Linked DNA regions of Mus musculus: region 1 is linked to region 2. The links are chromatin loops, found by intact Hi-C in ENCODE. Cell type or tissue: left cerebral cortex. All regions are shown on one strand. Each heading gives the region's core, and the rest is flanking DNA. Links, peaks and the distances in the headings are about the cores only.

Region 1 (2,821 bases), core at 126-2,625, 160 kb before region 2:
AAAAGATTACATAGGAACAGGCCAGTAGAGATGCAGCGGCTCTGGGTTACACAGCGCCTGCTTCGACAGCAGGGACTGTCCAGTTTTACTGACACCAGAAAAAACAGGGAAACTGAGGCAGGCAGCAGTGAGGTATCTGATTTCGGTCCAACAGCAGAGGCAGATGGACTGGATATAGAGGACCCGGCACCACACTGCGACCCGGCACCACAAAGCTAAATACGGGCAGAGCGGTATTCTTAATCATTTCAGCATTAGAGAAAACAAAGTCCTTATTTCCTCTTGCGGGGGGGAAATAAACATTAACTGTGAGCACATAAACTGTGAGCACACCAAACATTCAGCATCTGTCAGAATGAAGCAAACGGTTTTTATGGGCCAGGATGGTTTTAGTACTTATTTGCAAGGCTGCCCTAAGGTTTTTCAAGATAAATGCAGATGCTGACACTTTATAAAAGCCAACTGGTTAATACTGCATCTTTAATGGCACATGAATAGGTGAGATACCATGTGTCATACACAGCAAAGTGAAAATGATGTAAGTCAAAATAGAGGACAGGAGGGGGAAAAAAAACCACTGTAAACAAGCATTGTGGGGAATGAGCACGGACAGCACACACTCTGCGTTCTAACAGATAAATGTTAAAGGACTGAGGAAAACGAGTGACAGAAAAGCTGGACAGGACGGAGAACAGAACGGGGAGAAAACTTCCGGGTGACGCTCCAAAGTTAGATTCCCTCACTGCGGTTATGCTAAGGCTCGTCATGGAGATTAATAATTTGATCCTGCAATTTGATATTTCATCAGCTGTGTGTTAAAGTTCTGGCATTTTATCTAAGAAATATCACCTACTTTTTGGAAAACACTAAAAATGGATGATTAGAAATCAAATCAAGTTTTCTTTCTTTTTTTTTTTTTTTAAAGATTTATTTATTTATTATATGTAAGTACACTGTAGCTGTCTTCAGACACTCCAGAAGAGGGAGTCAGATCTTGTTACGGATGGTTGTGAGCCACCATGTGGTTGCTGGGATTTGAACTCTGGACCTTCGGAAGAACAGTCGGGTGCTCTTACCCACTGAGCCATCTCACCAGCCCCCTCAAATCAAGTTTTCTAATAAAAGGACTTAGGTTCACTGAGTTCAAGGTTTGCTTAATAAGTTCATATGTTCTTAAGAACTCTGAAAATTATAAAAGGTTGAGTTTTTTTCTTTTTCTTTTCTTTTCTTTTTTTTTTTTATAACAACCCGAAATACAAAAATGTACACAGTTTCTTCAGAGGTTGAAGATATCACACAAGCAACTTAGCTACCTCATGGCCACTAAGGTAAATGACACAGAACAGCTTGCTGCTAGCGCCACCTACAGGCCTTCAGCGCTACTGCGCCTCAGAGTAGTCCTTCCGGGATGTACTGACACCACCCACTAAGACAGTTTTTAGCTCTCTCTGCAAGCAGCAAACTGTCCATGTGACTTTACCCAGCCCTTCTTCCCAATTCCCCAGAAGTGTCTGCTATTTGTCCATTCCTGCTGTTAAAAGTAGAGGATATGGACACTTGTCAGAGACTTAAACTGAAATATGATTTGAAACTACAGGGTAATTTATGTGCATCAAGAGCAGCTTCCTCTAGAGTTTCCATCCTGAAGGAAAAAGCCTGCCCATCCAGACATGAATAGTGTCTTGGGTGTGTGTACATGGATTTACATATCTATGCGCATGTATGTAGATATCAGAGGAAAACTTTTAAGTGAGAGATCCTGAGGAGCCAGCTACCTTGTTTTCTGATTCCAGGGTCTTTCAGTCACTCAGGGCTTGCCAATTGGACTAGGCTGGCTGGCCAGCAAGTCCTAAGGACCTGCCTGGCTCTACTGCTCCAGGGCTAGAACTGTAAGCACAAGCCACCAAGCGTGTCCTTTTACTCTTTGTCTGGGGATTGAACTTAAGTCCTTCAGCAGCTGGGTCATCTCTCCAGCCTGGCTTCTGCCTTTATTCGGTGAAAAGCAGAGGCCCACAACCCCCAAGCCGTTTGGGAATGACGGCTTCGACACTGGCTCATTCTACAATCTAGGATGATGGCCTTTCATGAAACCTACTTCATATTTGTTATTCTTACAAAGACTATTTATAAACTGTTCCCTGGGAATAGGTTAGGGGTTTTGTTTTTGCTGTTTTTTTTTTTTTTAAATGTACTAACATACCAACTCTTTTGGGATGCTGCCAAAAAGTTACAATATTTACAGCCTTAAAAGAATTAACTTGTTTCAGTCTTGAATGCTGTTTGCTGGATAGCTGACTGCCAAGGCTAGTGCTGAGTAAAGAAAAGGTCATGTTAAATAACTTAGATCCAAAGCCTCGGTTCTGAGAGAGAGCTGCCCAGACATAAAGATAAAAAGGTATTACCCACAGTGCTCATACCTGCATTAGGTTGCCAGGTGTAACTGAGCAGCAACCAATCAAGAAACAGACTAAGAACGGACACCCCTGCTGGAAGCAAAGGGGGCTCTCTGTTCCCACAGCCATGACACCTCTACAGTGCCAGGGTCTGGTCTTTGCTGCTGTGGGCTGCTCTTTTTCCAGCCTGATAAAATCCACAGAACGGGCAAGTGGCTTGCCAGGCAAGTGTCACCTCCTCAAAGACAGTGTTGATGCTTGAACAGGAGCCAGAGAATTTGAAGCTGGTCAGCTTCAAATTTCAATTAAGTAAATCATGTGATTATGGTGTGTTTGCTTTATAATCTTCATGGCTCTTATACCCATATTACTCCCCCTGGCCATATCACCTGGTCCTCCGCCAGGCTGGAGGGCCAGATAATATTTCT
Region 2 (2,821 bases), core at 212-2,711:
GGAAGGCAGCTTGGAGTAGAGAATGCAGGCAGTCTCTGAGTAATGGCATCAATAAGCAATCAGGCTCTTCTCACCACAAGCACCAGCCTGCCAACACCGTGACTTTAGCTCTATGAGACCCTTCTCAGATTCCTAAAAGGAGCTAACAGAAGCAAGCCCGGGGGCCTGAACATCTCTGAGTTTATGAGCTTTGTTCCTGCAGCAATAGAAACTCCTCAGGACTGATTCAAGGGAATGGGTTACCAGGAGGACACTGCCTTCTTTAGAAGTCTCTCATTGTTCTGGTAGTTCTCTCCCCGCCCCCACCACAACCGTGTGTGTGTGTGTGTGTGTGTGTGTGTGTGTGTGTGTGTGTGGGTGTGTGTGTGTGGGTGTGTGGGTGTGGGTGTGGGTGTGTGTGTGTGTGTGTGTGTGTGTATGTGTGTGTGTGTGTGTGTGTGTGTGTGTGTGTGTGTGTGTGTGTGGGTGTGTGTGTGTGTGTGTGTGTGTGTGTGTGTGTGGGTGTGTGGGTGTGGGTGTGTGTGTGTGTGTGTGTGTGTGTGTGTGTGGGTGTGTGTGTGTGTGTGTGTGTGTGTGTGTGGGTGTGTGTGTGTGTGTGTGTGTGTGTGTGTGTGGGTGTGTGTGTGTGTGTGTGTGTGTGTGTGTGTGTGTGTGTGTGTGTGTGTGTGTGTGTGTGTGTGTGTGTGTGTGTGTGTGTGTGTGTGTGTGTGTGTGTGTGTGTGTGTGTGTGTGTGTGTGTGTGTGTGTGTGTGTGTGTGTGTGTGTGTGTGTGTGTGTGTGTGTGTGTGTGTGTGTGTGTGTGTAACAGGTATAGAATCCTCTCTCTTTCCAGAACTCCCAATATGGTGGAAGAAGACTAGAAGAAAACAAGGAAGTCAACAAGACTAACAGAAACAGGTGAGCAGAGGAAGGAAGACACCTCGAGGGAGTCTGAAAGTAGGAGGCACTGCAAAGAGGCAAAGGCCCCAACCTTTCTGTGGGAGGGGCCTGCCTCTGAGGACCTGGGAAAGCCAGTAAGTAAGGCTGAAGGGTAGCGTTTGAATCAGCCTGCTGTCAGAAAAGCACTACACAGAGAAACCCTGGTTCTGCCTAAAGTGGGCACAGGATAGGCCTGAGTTCAACCCAACATTCATTGGAAAAGTGGTAAGTATCTCTTTTCTAAAGGGTTGTGTGTCCAGCTACAGATAGTTGGGTTAGTCTAGCCTAGGAAACACAACCATCACACTAAATTCTCCCTGGATGGCAGTAGCCTGCCTGCTTCCCACCAGACTCACTGACAAGACCCATATCTACCACTAGCCCTTGGACAGTTTAAGCCTTCTTATGAAACACATTAACAATGCTTCTTCCATTGAAGGAAGAAACAGGATACACTTCTTGGGACAGGGCGTCCCTGGTGGCTCACAATATAAGGGTGGAAACGTGTTCTGCTGTTATAGCTGGTTTTGTTTTTAAAACAATAACCACATGACAGAGACTTTAGAAAAAAAGGGTTTTTTTTGTTGTTTTATTTTTTTCTAGAAAGAGTCAGTACTGACCTCAGACAAAAAGGGGGAGGGGAAAATCAATGGAAGGCCACACAGAAATAAAAAGCAGTTTAATTGGGTTTGCTTTTTGTTTTGCGTGTAAAATACATATATAGTCAAAGACATAAACTGCTTTTAAATTAAGAACAGAGAACATGAAATTTTAATGAGGCAATAATACACTAAAACACACTACAAAGATATATTACTAAGAGGATGAGGGAAGAGAGCAGGGAGAAGAACACAAGAGGAAGGGAGGAAAAAACAAACGGCCACAGGAAAGATAGGCAGGGGAAAAAAAGCCTCGAAGGTAACAAGATACAGGGCCACAGGGCCTCACAACATGCCTGAAGCATGAGGCCTGAAGAAGCCACAGAGACTTCTTCGTACCTGGGAGCTGGCCCGAGGAAGGCAAGCTCCTCACTGTTGGCTGTTGGCTTGGGCCACAGACGTCAAAGAATTATCATCTTTTATCCTTGCCTTTGAATAGTTAATGCTCTGGTTACCCACTGCTCCCCACCCTTTAATTGCTCACTGAAACGTGAGGGTTAGCACTAACGCAGGTCACAGGCCAGAGCCTCCCTACCTCCCAAAGATGATGAGCCACCATTCAGGAGCTCTCCTCTGGAAAGGCAAGACATGAAATGCTCTCTCATAAAATGTATGATGGAAGGTTAGATGGGAAAATTCTACCATTCAGTCCATGGAAAACTTTAAGGTTTGTATCGGAAATGTAAAAACAAAACAAAACAAAAAAATACACAAATATGAACCTGGAATTGCAGCAGAACTGGGCCCAACGTCAGCTCTCCTCAGCACACCTAATGCCCCTGAGTGTTTGAGTTCTCCCGGCTCTGGCAAAAGGTCTTGCTTGGCTCTGAACAAGCAGCTTCAACCTCATTCTACAATCAGAGTCAGCAAGGAAAATCTGTGGCAGGATCAGGGCACTTAACACCTCCACATCACCCACACTCACACACACACTTGCATGCACATGCGCACACACGAGCACACTCATCTCACACACACACACACACACACACTCATCTAAGGGGCTCCGATCCTTACTTCATTCCAAGGACACAGGACTGCTCTACTCCTGGCTCCAAAGGCTGAAGCTATGGAGTCTCCAGTCTCCCCCTTCATCTCTTGTTTCCTCCTCATCTTTCTCCTTCCCATCTTAGGCTCCTCTCACAAAAGGGAGGGCCTTACTCTGGACCACAAGACCCAGATCCTTATCCCCCTCTGCACCTTGCTAGTCGAGATAGACCTCAGACAAATGGCCACAACTCCCC

What was found. Peaks named below come from ENCODE experiments on the same cell type or tissue, not always from the same donor. Only the 100,000 strongest peaks of a DNase experiment are listed, where the experiment ranks them.
Region 1: a loop joins it to region 2, with 2.4 times the contacts of the local background. A loop is called at or near these places in 1 of 42 quality-filtered maps.

Annotation. Positions count from the first base shown.
Region 1 is chr19:40,344,492-40,347,312 of GRCm38, forward strand. All of the region lies in intron 16 of Sorbs1 (sorbin and SH3 domain containing 1), which reads right to left. Among named protein-coding and RNA genes, the nearest start is that of A930028N01Rik, 49 kb to the left of the region's middle. In left cerebral cortex, for the core only: a CTCF peak has its summit at 1,375 (motif pointing left); a DNase peak (open chromatin) is centred at 1,387; H3K27ac peaks cover 590 bases.
Region 2 is chr19:40,508,092-40,510,912 of GRCm38, forward strand. All of the region lies in intron 1 of Sorbs1 (sorbin and SH3 domain containing 1), which reads right to left. Among named protein-coding and RNA genes, the nearest start is that of Sorbs1, 4.2 kb to the right of the region's middle. In left cerebral cortex, for the core only: a CTCF peak has its summit at 1,375; a DNase peak (open chromatin) is centred at 2,512; H3K4me3 peaks cover 101 bases; H3K27ac peaks cover 1,066 bases.